Regions from separate parts of the Mus musculus genome. Here region 2 is linked to region 1. Evidence: chromatin loops called from intact Hi-C (ENCODE). Cell type or tissue: heart. All regions are shown on one strand.

Region 1 (8,000 bases):
GAAAAACTAAGCAAAGGCTACAACCAACAAAAAGTAGCTCAAGTAAGGAAGACAGAACTACACCAAGTAGATGGTAAAGGCAAGAAGCACATGTTATTATTAGAGATAAAAAGGGACATATTATAACTTTCAAAGGCCCAATTTACTAGAATGATAAAGCTGTAAGTCTGTATACATCTAGTAATGACTTCAAAACATACAGTTCTTAAAGAACTAAAAGGAAAAATTCAGATTCATAACCACAGAATTACCGAGGTACACCTCTCTGTTATAAAAGAGAGAGAGAGAGAGAGAAAGAAAGAAAATATTAACAACCAATAAAACCAGGGATGTAGCTCAATGAAAGAGGACTTGCCTAGCACACACAGGGACAAGTGATGCTGGTTAGCTGGAGCTAAGAAATTAGCGGTGATTAAGAAAAGACCAGCATCAGTGAGTGAAATCTTCTGGGAAGTAATTTCTGAGAGAACAAAGAAGCTGTGTTCCAGAGACAGCCAAGGAAGAATCTCATGTTGGTGGCCAGACTGTGTAAGAGTCACCCTAGACCCTAGATTGAAGACATGAAGGGGTCATGAGAGCAGCTGAGGCTTGGCACCATGAAGAGAGCCTATGAGAGGCTAGTTGTTAAAGTGTAGTCTAGTTGCAGCAAGACCCCAGCAGTTTTGGAGATGCCAGTACCATGGGATGTCCACCAAGATCAACAAGAGCAATGGAGCGGAGGTAGATGAGCCTAGAAGCCAAGCTGTGTGCTACAGAGTGCAGAGCTGGAGAAGTGACCCAAGCAAATCCTGTCTGTAAGCACAGAGCAGCCATATCACACAGTGAAGCAGCTCACGGAGCTTGTGAAGGGAAGTCAGAAAGCCCGGGACCAGAGTCCTCTCTCCAATGCTCTTAGACCCCAGACCTAAACTAGTTAACCTCTCTAAATCTTCCATTCCCTAGCTGTAAAATATAATATCACACTCATACTGGAGTTGGGGCGAATACTAAACATATCTAATTGCACAGAACAATCTGAGAACAGAAGACACTTAATAATTGCTTGTTATTGGTGGAGTTGTTTTAAAATAAGAACGTGTAAGAGGCCCCTGGAAAGCTGTATGCTGTGGGCAAGTCCATACATATTGACCTCAGCTTCCTCAGCTGCAGAACATAGGAAGCTCACTGCACACTGAGCTTAAGAATAAAAACACTATATGAACAAAGCAGCTCAGGAACACCAAACACCCAACAAACTATCACCAGCATCGCTATAACCTACAACAATAAACAGTCAAGAATACAGATCAATGATTTATAAAATGGTTTTACATGTAGTATGTTATCATATCATGTGTCACTTACATGTACCTCTCTTAATTCCAAAATTAGGAATACATTTCAGAAGAAAAAGTAAAATAAAGGAAGATCCATTTAAACACACTGAAAAATAAAAGGCCAATGTGTTAGCATTAAACTTAAAAAAAAAAGTGTGATCTTTAACTAGACCTGTTTTAACATTTTAAGGTCCAAATAGTTTTTTTTGCATTAGAAAAAAAATAGAAGTCCTAGAAAGAAATCTGAGATTGAAATCCTTTTCATGACTTCATGGGGGTGGGAGGGAGGGTTCTAGCCATATGTAGTATATATGCACCTATGTGTACAGAGATAACTGTGTTTGTGCACCCGAGAGGCCAGAGGAGGACCCAGGGTAGCCTACTCTATCACTCTCTGCCTTGTTCCTTTTCTCGCTGAACCTAGAAGCTGGTACCCAGTTAGCCCCAGGGATCCTCCCGTCTCTACCCCACCAAGAGCAATGGGGTCACAAGTGCACCATACAAGACTGAAGACTGTCTATGTTAGCATTTGAACTCAGGTCCTCAAGCTTGTTCACAAACTCTCTCCAGCCGGTATGTGTCTATAAACAACTTAACACAAGCGCCTTTAACAGAATCCCCTCTAATCTCTACAAACCCTCAGACAAAAGCAGTCAAGAAAGCACACTGGGTGGAGAACTGTGGAGCAGGTCCTCTGGATTCAGCTCTGTCCTCACCTAGGTGGATGACCAGAGGCAAATTTGAACCTCTCATCCCTGTTTGCTCATCTGGAAAATGGAGATCTGAGGTCACAGGTGACAACACAGATCTCACAGCCCAGGCTGGCCTTACTTTACTATGTCGCCCAGGATGCCTTACACTTGTCATTCTCCTGCTTCTGCTTCCTAAGGGCTTGCATTACAGGCATCTCCATCCAGGCCCAACACCATGCCCAGTTTTTTGGGATTCTTTAGAAGACTGTTAAGGTTTAAATGAGCTAAAACACTTGAAGTATTCATAAAGATTAGCATGTGAAAGGCATAAGTAATTGCCATTTTTTGTAATTATTACCATCACCCCAAAATGCCTAGATTTCTATCAATAAATATTTGTTCTTTGCTGAACAATTTCAACAAATAGCTGGCTAGACCTTAAAAAAAAATCACACCTGCTTGAGACATTTCATAATACCTTCCACTGTTTCACCCCATTAGAGGTCATTTTAGGGGGCGGGGAAACCAATCTCTTTCTTAAACTTCCTGTCATACAAAGACGTATACTTGCTAACCTAAGTTCAGAACCAAGAATTTTACAACTAAGGCAGACACACACCAGCCTGCCTAACAAAGTTCTCAAACCCAAGCTTCCTAATGCTCATCTGCACTCCTTCACTCCGGACTGCTTAACTCTAAAGGGCTTTAAAATTAAAACTATACTATATGTTTGAAATGTCTTTGTGGTTAAACAAGATACACTAAGTGCAAGTACTAAGTGCAAATAAACTGTTTTCTCTGTGGCCTTAAGGAAGCTATAGCAATGGCTTCTTCCAGCTGCAGTCCAACTGGAACAGCAGGTGCTGTCCCCACTCCAAACTGGAGGCTGACTAAAACCACTATCCCACCAGATCAAGACTCCTTTTAGAAATGCCTCTCTCCTTAACATGCCCATACAACAGGTAATGCAACTGGGATTTGGGCTATCCCAGTCTCATGCCTACACCAGAAGGTAAAGCGATGGCAGACAACCTAAAGTGTAAGTTATCTAACCAAAGACCTGGGGGTGGAAAAAGTCATTCGAGGTAGTTAGTGACACACCACCAACTCTCTAACCTAGACACAAAAAAAAATGTTATCTTCAGATTCAAAGGAGTCAGTCAAAACAAACAACCTTAAAAAGGCCTCCAAAACAAACAACCACACACACACCTCCAAAAGAAAAAACTACCAAAAAAAAACAAAAACAAAAAACAAAAAAACAGAGGTTTACAGAATGAACAGCCACAAGTCCACTTCAAATGAAGGTCGGTGCTTATCCAGCTCACCCTCAAATTAAAAGCTGGGTTCCAATATCAATCAGAGATGTGGCCATGTACCAGCTATCAACAGGCCACAACCGGCCAGATCAGACCACAGGTCAGCCTTCATTGGGCGGGAGCTACAAGGCTTCAGTGCCAACCCTTGACCTGGTGACTAGGAGGAGGGCAGGTGGGCAGTCCGCGGAGGCTGACTCTTCACCCGCAGCTTCAACTTCCAGAGTCCTGACCGACTGGACTCGAGAAATCCAATCTGAACAAACGGGAGGAATTTTAAAAATACGAATGGAACACACTCCCTGTTCAGGACACTCCGGAGATGTAGCAATTTTATTCGAATAGCAACGGAAAACTGCACCCGTTCCTCGTTGTGTTCCTAAGGCCATTTCTGCTGACTTGGTGGTGCCCTCGGGCAAGCCGCACGCCCCCAGACCTGCCCTCCTTCCCTATCTTTTTCAGAACTTCCAGCCCCCCCCCCCGTCCAAAAAAAGCCAAGACACCCCTCTGCCAGTCCTCCAAGTTCTCGCCAGGGTGCGGATGGACTCCCCAACTTCTCTCGCCACTCGTGCAGAGCTAAGCACTTTTACTGCGGGCTCAGGAACTCCGGCGCTGTCCGAGCCGTCCGGGAAGGACCGGGCCCCCGTCGTCGCCCTGACCACCTCCGACGGCGGGGGAGGCTCGCCCGCGGCCCGGGCCCGGAGCCCCGCTCCGCTCCGCCTCACCTCCCGCTGCGCAAGCCCGCCTCGCCGCCGCCACCCGGAGCTCGCTCCCGGGCCCTCAGCCCGGCCTCGGCCCGCCAGGCCGGAGCACTCGGCCGCCGCACTGAGAAGCTCCGGAGGCCGCGCGTTCCCCGTCACAGGCCCCGCCTGGGCCTCTCTCGGCTCCGCTCCCCACACCGCACGCTCTGGCGGGCCGCGCTCTCACCGAGCGGCTCCGACAGCTCGAGCGCGGGGCCCCGCACTTACTCGGGAAGGTAGGTGGAGGAGAAGGAGCTCCACTTATGCAGCGCGTAGGGCAGAAGCCGGCACTCCGGCGCCACAGCAACAGCCCCGCCAGCCGCCATCTTGTCAGCACCGTAGCGGCCACCACCGAGCGCCAGCCCCGCCAGGAGGAGGGCGGGGACGGGGCCTGCTCTTAAAGGGGCCGCGCCGGGAACCCGACCGCGCAGGGCCGGCACTGGCTGCTTGGAGGCCGCTTCCTCGGGTTTCCCACGCTGTCCTTTCCTAGCTGACCCTCCCAGGGAGGCTTTCCTTTCCTGTGAGGCTGGCAGAGGAGTGGCACAGAGGACTTTTCATACAAGCTCAGGTAAAGACAAAGCCAAGGACATTTTGAAAAAAAAAAAAAAAAGAAAGAAACGTCTCCTAGAATAGGAAGGGAAAATTCGATGAGCTTGGGAAGGGAATATCTTTCCATCTTTCCTACTTTGGAAACCACTGCTCTAGCCTGTTTATAAATCCTCTCCGGAAACAGAGGTGAGGAGAATTGAAGTGCAATAATAACGTATGGCCTTTGTCTCTGCAGTTGACCTGGGGTAAAAATGTCCTTGTCACCGTGTTCAAGGGTCAGGTGGAGGCAAGATAAAGGAACAGCTAGTGTGTTCTGCTATCAGTCTGTAAACATTTCTTGTCGGCCTCTCTTACTAATATTCTGATGGCATCGTTGTACCCAGAAATGACATTCGCCCACATACCAGGAAGATGCTCAGAGTTGGAAAGTTGTGTGCCATCATTTGTCTCCGGCATTAAATCTGCTTGCTTTGAATTTTAACATAAATTTAGCCCAAATGTTTGGAAAGAGAGAGATGTTTGAGAAAAGATCGCGTCTTCTTCAGAAGGAATAATGAGTACACCCCACCCACCTCCAACATACATACTGTTCATGAAGCCTGACAGCAGGCATCATTCCAGCTTTTTATCACAAAAGGAACATCTGGCCTAAATAGGTGGCAAAGTTAGATAATGCTCCTGTCTAGTACCTGTTTGTCAGGGTTATAAATATGCCCTTGCTTACCTAGCGGCATCACCCAAAATCGTGTCACTCCCTGCCTAAGAGGTTGGACTCCTGGAAGTTTGGATTGCATCATTGTGTCAACCAGAGGATATTAAAAACTCAAGCAAAGAGTATCTCAATAAATGATCCAATAGTTTTACTCTTTTTGATTATGATCGTTAACCGGCCCATCAAATCTCTCCAATTCTTTATTGGCTTCGTTTCCATTGGTGAAATTTTAGCAGTAGCCTCTACTATGATACCACTAGCAATGTCAGCTAGACCACAAGTATACTCAGTGTTTAAGACTTTGTTGGGAATGAGTATGAGCCCTGAGGTAATGACCCCTGAGGTATTGACCCCTGAGGTAATGACCCCTGAGGTAATGACCCCTGAGGTAATGCTCTAACCCCACTGACTTCAGTTAGATAACTGCCTACCATGGAGGAAGTTAGTTACAGAGAAATTATCTTGGAGGGAAAGATTGTCTTCTAAAAGGGAGAAGATAAGATGGGGATTCACTCCAGTTAGAGGACCCACAATTTGCTAATTCCTCTTCTTTTTGGATCTTAGTAAGTCATTGTTGTTGTTGTTGTTATTGTTGTTGTTGTTTTTCTTCCAGGCAGAGAATTGTATAGTTCCTGATCAACTATATAATGTGAAAAACAGATATAAACCAATTCTTCTTATTGAGATTGTAATTCAATTACAGTATTTCTCCCATCCCTTTCCTTCCTCCAAACCTTCTATATAGCTGTCCCTACTATTCAAATTTATGGCCCCTTTTTCATTAATTGTTATTGCATATATGTACTTGTATATAAATATTTATTCTCCAGTATAACCGGTTGAGTCCGTATAATGTTACCTGAGTTACGTTTTCAGGTGTGACTGTTTGGCACTGGACATTGGCATGACCATTGGCATGACCTCCTCCTTCCCTGGGGAGGCCACTCTCCAGCTCCCAGCTTTACTCGGTGCTTCTCCTCACCTCACCCGCCATGCAGCTTTAAACCAACTCTTCTCAAGTGTTAGACTTTCCTGCAGTTGTTTGTTTGTTTGAGAGGGGAGAGCTGTCATGGTTGTTGTTTTCAAGACAGAATCTTACTTCGTAAACCTAACTGGCCTCGAATTTGCAGAGTACTTCTTACCTCTGCTTCTCTTGAGGACGGGGGTCACCATGCTCAGCTCCTCTGTGGCTTTCTCTTCCCTTCCATTATCAATGGCTTACCAGTGAGCTCTTCAATGAGTGTTCAGCCTCTCTCCTTTTCCTGCTTCCCTACACATGCGTGCGCGAACACACACACACCCTTCCGCACCAGCACTCTATTCCATGACACTAACCACGCATTCCAAATTGCTACTTCCGTGGTGCATATCCTCTCTGCCCTCAAGACATGGTCTCTTCCTAGCCTGGAACACCTCCCACCCCACATTCTACCCTGCTTGTTTTTCAGATCATTTTATCTCAGGAGATCTTACCCCATCACCTACGTTATGGTCACTTGACACTTTCTTCATTTCCCTTAACCCCCGGACTCCCCTCCCTTAGTTTAACAATCACCACACTGTGTTTCTAGTTCTTTTGTGTTTCTCTGTCCTGAAAAGATAACTCCCATTGTGGTAGGAGCCACGCATATCCGGTTCCCAGTCATATCTATGGTTTGTAGTCTCAATGGAGTGTAGCCTAGTACATAGTAGATGCTCAGTGAGTGCTCACTGAGGAAGAAATAAATTGTGCTGAGTTTCAGATAGAGGCTGGGGTACTACATAGGAAAACTGAGTGTCACACACTGTAAATGTCCCTAAGACATGAGCACAGTGTGAGGCCACTCACCATAAGGAGAGCACGGTTTTCTTGTGACACAAATAGGTGCTCCTGTGTTAACAGAAATACAAACAGGTGTGTTGATACTCAGCCCAAAATTTGTAGAAATGTTAAAATAAAATTGGAGACTCAGGAACCTGCAGACTCCTCAGGAGATCCCTGACAAATCAGACTTCTAGGGGTCCATCTTTACCCTCCTCCGCCTTGGAGCATGACTGTGGGTGATGGGATTGTATCCAGAGATGCACATGAGAGGCCTGGGAACAGACAGCAGCCAGACAGTCACCCTGTACCATTGTACTTCACAGAGGGGGTCTATAAAACCATCATGGAGCCGGAGGATCAACAGTGTGATGGCAGCACACAGCCCCAGTGAGCCAGTCTTCTTGTCCCCCAGAGGCCCGTGTGAGTACTTCTCCCAGAGGGTCGCTATCTTAGGGGTTTTCAGGTTTCTCTCTCTCTCTCTCCCTCCCCCCCCCCCCAGAGGAAGACTTATCAAGGAAAGCTCTGATGCCCCAGGCATTCCCGGATGCTAGGGAGACCAGGGTGAGCAGCAGAGCCAGACAAGGCTGCACTTCATAAAGCTACCATGTTCTGTTCGGCCAACACATATATAAGTCATCTAGATAGTCGTACATGCTAAAAAGAGATTAGTCTAGAGTAATTCTTAAATTGACCAGGTTCCCTAAAAAAAAAGGTAATATTTGAGCTAATGCCTATATGTGATGAGGAAGAGCCAACCACTATAAAAGACTGGTTTTGAAAAATTCCAGGCCTTTAAAGCATCATTGACTGATGCAATGCTTTAGCCAAAGAGCCCCAGCTCTCGGTGGTACACGCAGACCCTCGTTGGTTC
Region 2 (8,000 bases), 180 kb after region 1:
AATCATCTAACACCCGCAGCTCCTGTTGCTTCTACCTTCTATTCTGTCCCTGCACCTGCCCTTCCTTGCCTTTTTCAATGGTGTTGCTATGACTCTTCTTGTCCTCTACACCCTCTCTTTTGGGGGATTCCATGAACAACTATGGACTCTCACTTACTCTGATGATGCTAACACAGATGTCTCCTGAGTCTCAGCTTCCTCTGGTAAGCAGCACCCAGCTTCGCTCTGATATCCCACAGGCACTTCACCTCAGTAGGTTTAAAATTAAGCTAAGGTCCTGCTCTCTGTGGCCTACTTTTCTTCCTAAGGTCTCTCTCTTGGTGACTGATACTCCTACTATCCTGCCATCCTGTCATCCTGTTTACCTAAATCATAATTCTCCCACCATCTCTCAATCATGCAGAGACAATCAATAATCAGAATCACTTGCCTTACTTATTGAATCCTTTCTCTCTCTCTATTTCCTTTCTTGCTGCCTTCGTTTAAGAGGTTCTCCCTCCCCCTTTTTTTCTTGTGATTCCGAGACAAACTTTTAACGAATCCCCTGGCTTACAGTGTCACTATCAAAGTATGCCACTTTCTAAAGTGGCCATGTGATTATGTCAGAGTGTTCCTTAAAATGAATTAACTTAAATTAACCCAAGTTTGGTTCCCAGTACCCACACGGTGGCTCACAACTGCCTGTAACTTCAGCTCCATGGATACCTAACACCATCTCCTGATCTCCTCTGGCTCCTACATTCAAGTGGTGTACATCCATACACTCGGGTACACATAAATACGCAATATATATTAACCAACAGCTTTCTACTGGCTTTAGAGTAATCCCAAACGTCTTTGAAAGACAAAGCCTTTCACTACACAGAAGCCTGCTTATCTTTCCAGACTTCTGCTATGCATTCATGTGATGTAAATATTTGTGGAGCATCTTTTACTTGCTGGACACCATCCTCTAGGCTCAGCTCCGTGAATGTGCTTTTTAAATCTTAAATTCTTGACATACAGTGCTTTGAGTGGGGTGGGCCTGGAATATCCCTCCCTTTATTATATTTTTCTGGTTGGTTTGCTCACTTCTGTAGCTAAGCACCTCCTTTGAGTTCCCCTGTATATGTCATCTCACTACTGTATGACTGACTGTGTTTTCATGTGCCTCCTCACGGTAGAAGATCCTGCAGGCCATCTTAGCCGTGTTTTATTGATCCTTGTATTTCTAGGGCCACAGCAAGCACTCAATAATGAATTGAGTAACAGAGTTGGGTTTCAAAGTCAGGACTTTTCTTTCCAGCACAAATCTCATATTTCTCCACACTATTCTTTTTAATGTGTTGAATTTGAGGGGTTCTACATTACAACTGGGTGTGTTTCTATCTGTTGCTAATTAAAGCGTGCACAGATAGATGTTTGGCTTCATCAGGATCCAATGGATAACTGTTTTTGAATATCCTTCCTCCATCATCCCTCCACTTTGATGATGGAGGCATTAGGGGTTAATTGCATCTGGAGTTAACTGAGGTCTTTAGTCTCACAAACTCTTGCACCTTTCAGTCTGTTGCTTCTATACCACTACAAGACGAAGAGAGAAGAAATGCATAGGAAACAAGGTAGATCTTACTTATGTGGCAACTGACATTAAAACTCAATGTATTAACAATAAATCACCTTTTACATGAGCACCCCACACCCCAAATTCCCAATCTTTATAGCTAGGCATTAAAGGCTAGGGGCTGGAGAGAAAGTTCAGTGGCTAAGAACACTGGCTGTTCTTCCAAAGGACCCGGATTTAATTCCCAGAGCCCACATGGCAACTCACACCTGTCTGTAACTCTAGTTCCAGGGGATCTGACACCCTTATGCAGATATACATGTCTTTTCACACAGACAGGCATGTAGGCACAACACCAATGTACATTTAAAAAAAAATCTAACAGCTAAAAATTAAAATTGAAATCAACATTGAGATCTCTAGAAGCTTCCATTGGGATACGGACATGCAAAGACCCAAGATGGCTGCCCTAAGCTCACCTCTGTGCACCGAAGTGGAAACCAATCTTTCTTCAATGCCATGTGTGCTTTATTTTTCATCAAACAAATTATCTCCATCAGAACCTACTTATTTACATAGTCTTATCTTTCTGCTATTGCCTTGGTGATATTCTTGTTATAAAGAGGAAGGAACTCGAAGCAAAAATATAAAAAGCAAGGCTGCCTTATCAGGGACATAGGGGAATCAGTAAAGGAGACATTTAGTTCACAAGGTGATGGGATTTCCTATTTGTAAAGTAGCCTCTCAGTCACACTTTGTACTCTCCGGGCCACAATGCCAACCCACGCTTATTTGTCCTTCCTGGGCCTGGAATGAATTCAATTCTACGCCTTATTTAGTCAAATGATTCCTCCAGCTTCAATGTGTACTTCTGTATGCTTCATTTTGGAAACATCATATTTAAATATTTTCTCTTCTTGAGTTTGTTTTAGTTCCAAAGCTGGGGAATGAAGTTTCTTTTGGGGGGGGGCAGGAGGGGGGATGGGTTTTTCTTGCTTTACATGTTAAGAATGGCTTTCTCAAATGGCTAATAAAGTATCCCAGTAGTGCCTTAACCCTCCTACAATGACGTTTTCCACGAGAATTAGCATTTAATTGGGATAATTTGTTGTCAACGGAAAGCAAAGATTCCTTTCCAAGAGGATCAGCGTGATAATGTCTTACCAGCTAGAGCACAGAGACCAAATATAAACCAGTTCTGAGAAACAGGAAGTGAACCTGACTGGTCTAGTCTGAGTGTCCCTGGCAGTGACGCAAATACAGAAATCAAATTAGGAAAACAAGGTATGTGGGTGTGAGGCAATCGATAACAATCCAGGATGCTACAACATAAGCAAAGAAGCCTTCAACCAAATGCCGTTCATTTTAATAACACCCCGAGCAGTTTGATTTCCCTGGAACGCACTGGTGATTAGAGAGCAGGGACGAGCATGAGTTCCCTAGCAACCGCATGTGCTTTTGAGACAGTCATTAGCCTTTCCGTTAATCCCCTCAACCCCTACTTCTAAATGTACGACTGACATTAAAACGTTCCAGAAAGTGCTTCTTGAGATTTCCAGGAGGGACATGGAAAGGAACATAAGATAATAATAATAATAATAATAATAATAATAATAATAACAATAATTGCTGTCCTGAGAACTGCGGGCAGGTGAAAGAGCAGTGTTCCTATGTGCCCAGCCTGTCTCTACAGTTCATTGCTCTCAAGTCTAGGTTTCCAATTCCCCTGGGGGGCGGGGGAGGGGGGAGAAGGGGCAATGGAGGTGAAATTGTCGGGAGTTTAAGGTGGTCTCCTCTTGCTACCTGGAGCAGTATTGTTGTGTCTCTCACAAGCATCCCTCTGAAGGCAGGGTGAACCCTGGAGTGTACAGGTGGCCATTTGTGTAGTGGCAGACTGACTGACAGCTTGGATAGGGCAACATATACCACATTTTCTTTCTCCTTTAAGCCCCATGAATTACCTTGGTGGAAGGAGCTGGTGAAGAAGGGAGGAGGGTGGGCTTTTTCCTATTGATTGTTTAATTGCACCAGAGGCTGCTTGTCTAGGGCCACCGGCCAAGAGCGTTATTTTTGTGGCTAAAGTGGGGTTGGGCCAGTTTCCCAGCCTTTCCCCTAGATTTGAAGAAGACAACCCAGAAAGTCCAGAAAGGCTAGAGGAACCTGGGGTGTGTTGGCCTTTTCATTTCAAGGGTGTCCTACAGCGCCAGGGCTGCTGGGATTAAGTTCCTGCAACCGTGAATCATTGCCTTTAGATGGGTCCTGAGTTCGGGATCTACAACTCCACCCACCGTGTGGCTAAGGACAACTGTCATTAGGCAAATAGTTCTTGCTGCTACTGGCAGACCAACTCTTCTATAGCCTGGGCTCCTATTAGTCGGACACTTGACTCCTTGGGGCTCGGGTAGCTCCTAGCGGTCCCGCCGTCCCACCTAACCCCCCTGCGCGCTCCCTTCCCAAGGCGACCACCTGCGCCTCCCCACTTACCCTCTGCCCCGCGGGGAGGGCCCCTCAGGGTAGCAGAACCCTCCCTGCTCCCAGGCGGCTCAGGGGGAGCTCGGTGTTTGCCTCCAGCCCTTCGCTACCGAGGATCAGGTTCCTCCCCTCCTCCCCCTCCAGCTCCGGCCGCCGCCGCCGCCTCCTTCTTGCATGACACAGCAGAACCGCAGCTGCAGCAGCAAGTCCAAACCATCCGCCCAGGAAGCGCCGCAACCAGGGCTTGGGAGGAGCGGATGGGGCAAGGCAGGGGTCTAACCCAGGGGTAGTCTTGGACCCACTTTCCACCATAAACTCCCTCTTTGCCCAGGGCAAGCCGACAAAATGTGGTTCAAGCTGACCAGGCCGAGCCGTGGAGGAATGCTGGGGTTCGCCCGCAGAAGGGATGGGACCAGAGAGGAGGGGTAAAGGAGACCCCAGTAAAGGGCAGGCCATTTCAGGTGAAGAAAGGTAAGAGGAATCTGTGAAGTCAAGGGCCAGGCTGTGGAGGAGATTAAAGGAGGTCAAAGAGAGGTAAGGGGGTAAGGTTGCTGAGAAGAGAACCAGCTGCTTCTTCCTGCTGCTGCTGCTGCTGGTGGTGGTGGGGTTAAGTATTTGGGAAGGCCTGAGCTGGGTACATAAGCAAAGAGCCTGAGCTGGGCGGTCCAGGCAAAAGAGGGTTAAAAGGATGAAAGAATTAGACTTGAGGTTAGAAGGCCATAAGGATGGGTGTTAGAATTAGAGGGAGACCTAATGCATTCATAAGTGATGGAGAGAGACGGATAATCAAGGCCAGGCCGGAATGTTGGTCCTCTCCCATCCCACTCCTCAGTTACTGAGTTAGTGTTTTCTTATCCTTTTTCCACAATTCTGCCAACCCCGTTTTCCTTATAAAGACGGAAAAGTGTGAACCAACAGAAAAATAGCAATTTAATCATAGATTTTACTTATAGGATGTTTTTCCATGGTACATAAAAATGTAGAGACAGAGAATTGCGATTCGAAGTAGACCCCCCCCCCCACACACCTTGCACACACATACATTGCAAGTCATTAAGACTAAGGACTTCAAACTTAGTTTCCATACATCACTAGACACGAATAAGCCTTTAAACGCTAATACTTAAGTTAAATGCTAGCAGTGGGGACAGAATTGGTGGTTTGGAATATCAGGAAAATGCACGTTTGCGCTCTGTCCACACACACGCATATATATGTATATATAATTTCTAGTGTGTAGCATGCACAGTATGATTAAGGGATAAGCATGTTTCCCTGATCATCTTATTTCCAACCAAGCACGCATTTTATGGCAGTCATCTTGTCACCATTTGGAAGAATGTGGTCAGAAAAGTAGTGCCCAAACTGCCACTTTGGTTTTGTCTGTACCTTACAGGTCATGGCTTCATACCTCACTTCCTGACACAAACAAGTTTTTACTGTTGTCAGCAACAAAGCCCTAATATAGCCGCGGAAGAGAAAAACTGCCTTGCATTTTGCCTCTTGAGAGCATCATCAACAGTTACCGGAGGAATGTAATTCCAGAAAGCTCCGAAACTGGTAGTGATGGTAATTATGGACCAAATGCCCGGTTCTGGTTGTTATTTTCTGGGCATTTCTGTTCTACCAACGATCTGCGAGTGAGCTCACTGAGAGGGCAAATCTGGCTTTTCTTTTTGACTTTGTAAAATTTAATCAGGCCTGATAGGGAACTCACAGCTCTTGGGGGAAAATAAAGTAGGAACCACGAAATGTCATTTTAACAGAGCGTGGGCTTGGTGACTGCAGGAAAGGATTTAAGGACGCTCCTGTTCCGCTTGCTGTGTAATGAGCACTGGCTCCACGCACGCACCGACGCCATAGCTCCCGGATGCAGTGGCTCCCTTATCTGGGCTTTCGCAGCGCCACAAGCCCCTTCGGGATGCTTCGAGGGGCTCCTGGTGGGTGGTGGTACAAATGCTGCCGCCGCCGCCGCCGGCGGTCCTGCTGCTGTTGTTGCTGCTGCAGTCACGTGGGAGCCCCTTTAAGTTTCCATAGAGAGGCCTCTCCGGTGTCACATGATGGACATGATATAATGAAACAACATTGTGGAGAGGAAAGCATTAGGGGAGCCCACGGCTACAAAACAAGTGAGAAGAGGTGGGAGAAAGAGAAACTACGCCACCTCCTCTGCAGCCGAGCGCACGCAGCAGCCTGGCGTGACAAGTGGGCGACGCCAGGGACAGAGAGTGGGGGTCCTCCGCCCGCTCCGGGGACCCTGTCGCCCACCGTGGTGCGCTGAGCAACTTTTAGCCGGCAGCCCCGCACCTGTCTCAGAGTCCCCATCGCTCCCCACCAACCATCATGGGAAAATTCTAGAAGAATACGCTCTCGGAATCTACGTGCGCATCATTTTCCTCCTCACTCCAGAGGAAGGAACCAGAAAAGAGAGCAAAGCGGTGTAGTGTTCAGCCTCAAGGTAAGTTCTTTAGGGTGGGGAAAACGGGTCCAGCAGGACTTGGGGACAGGATTTGGTGCTCAACTCCCACCTTGGGGGTGGAAAAAGCGTCCCCGCACTCTCGGTGAGGCAGATGGGTTGGCGCGTCATCTGTGCTATTTTCCCGGTGGACTCTCTTGACGTCCACCCTCGCAGTCCCCGGGGCCCCCTTACGGTCCCCCACAAGGGGCCTGAGGCAGCGGGCCAGGATGCTCGGCGGGTGAGCGAAGGAAGGTAGGGTTGCTGCGTGAAACGGGCATGTCGGAGCTATTTCGCCATGTTTGTGTTGCTAAGAGCACTTTTTTTTCCCCTTTGCGGTGGCTTGATGCCACATGGCTCCTCCGGAGCTGCTGCCGGGTTGAGAGCGAGTGGTTTTTTTTTTTTTTTTCAATGTCCGCATTCCAGCTAATGTTGCGCAGATAAAATTCAAACTTGAGGTAAACAGACGAAGAGGAGGAGGAGGAGGGGAGGGACCGGCGGGGGGGGGTTGGGGGGGGGGAGGGAGGACTGTTTCCATTTCGAGATCCCACCTCTTCACTCAGAGGAGACCAACATCCCGAACCTAGAGGCAACTCATGCATGGCTCCCACGCCCCCCCACCTCGGCCGTCAACAAGAAGTAAGGGCTGGGGGCGAGCGGTTGGGAGGGACGCGACGTTTTGGTTCTAGGGGGAAGGTGGGGGGAGAGGCAGCCCCTGGGAAGCCGGAGCTTTGACTTCGGCTATTATTTTGGCGGAGGGAAGCAGGATGCGTCCTCTTGCTCTGGAGATGGGGGGTTGTATGTCCCCCCTCTCTATCACTACCTAATCGTGTTGCCTCACTCCCCCCCACCACAGGTTGCCCCCACAGGCGGGATGGGTGGGGCTTTGAGGTTCCAGAAGGCAGGTTACCTAGCAGGTGTGTAGGGTGGGCATTTGGATTTGGTAAGTCGCTTGGATTTGGTAGGAGACCATGGGGGAGGCAAAGCGAGTGCGTAGGTAGAGCTAAGTCTAACGCTTATGTATGGGGGGGGTTGCTTTTAAAACCAAGAGAAAAATCAAGACAGGTCCCCCCCCCCCAATATGTCTGTTTCAGCTCGCAGCGAAGCTGCTGCGTGAGTGTCGAGGACGAGGGCGAGCTTCGTCATGTGGCACACACTGTAGGCTTCTGACAGCTTGGAGCTATCTACCCCCTCCCGCGCGCGCCCGGGGCGGAAGGTGTGGGTTGGGTGGTCCGAGGCGGGTGACGTCCGAGGCGGGGTGGGGACAAGACTCCGGAGCGCCTGGGTCCGCAGCCACGGCTTGCTCGGCACGGCGTGTCAGGGAGGAGGCGGCCACGTGAGGGGTCCGCGGCAGCTCGCGAGCTGAAGGCTGGGGGCGAAGTGCGTAGCAAGAGTCGTGACGGGGGTGACACGCAGCCGCCGTGGCCCTTTGCTCACTGCCCACGCAGAGCCGCGCCGCGGGTGGGTGCGCACTCACGCGCCCGCTCCCGGGAGACCGTTTCCGGCTCAGGGCTCGAGCCCGGGCGGTAA

The links. Hi-C counts contacts between places; a loop is a spot of excess contacts. Peaks named below come from ENCODE experiments on the same cell type or tissue, not always from the same donor. Only the 100,000 strongest peaks of a DNase experiment are listed, where the experiment ranks them.
Region 2: it touches region 1 in a loop (2.2-fold over the local background); 16 of 42 quality-filtered maps call a loop at or near these places.

Annotation. Positions count from the first base shown.
Region 1 is chr6:31,395,247-31,403,246 of GRCm38, reverse strand. It overlaps Mkln1 (muskelin 1, intracellular mediator containing kelch motifs), which reads right to left and starts at 4,419. Exons shown (of 18, transcript NM_013791.2): 1 at 4,293-4,419. The coding sequence starts at 4,390. It overlaps Mkln1os (muskelin 1, intracellular mediator containing kelch motifs, opposite strand), which reads left to right and starts at 4,474. Exons shown (of 3, transcript NR_040300.1): 1 at 4,474-4,632; 2 at 7,453-7,549. In heart, a CTCF peak has its summit at 4,449; DNase peaks (open chromatin) are centred at 3,456 and 4,446; H3K4me3 peaks cover 2,413 bases; H3K27ac peaks cover 2,286 bases.
Region 2 is chr6:31,216,547-31,224,546 of GRCm38, reverse strand. Lncpint (long non-protein coding RNA, Trp53 induced transcript) reads left to right here and starts at 6,073. Exons shown (of 4, transcript NR_110471.1): 1 at 6,073-6,473. It overlaps 2210408F21Rik (RIKEN cDNA 2210408F21 gene), which reads right to left and starts at 4,196. Exons shown (of 6, transcript NR_040262.1): 1 at 4,028-4,196. In heart, no CTCF peak of the experiment used is centred here; DNase peaks (open chromatin) are centred at 4,186, 6,126, 7,136, 7,706 and 3 weaker places; H3K4me3 peaks cover 3,693 bases; H3K27ac peaks cover 2,885 bases; H3K27me3 peaks cover 4,266 bases.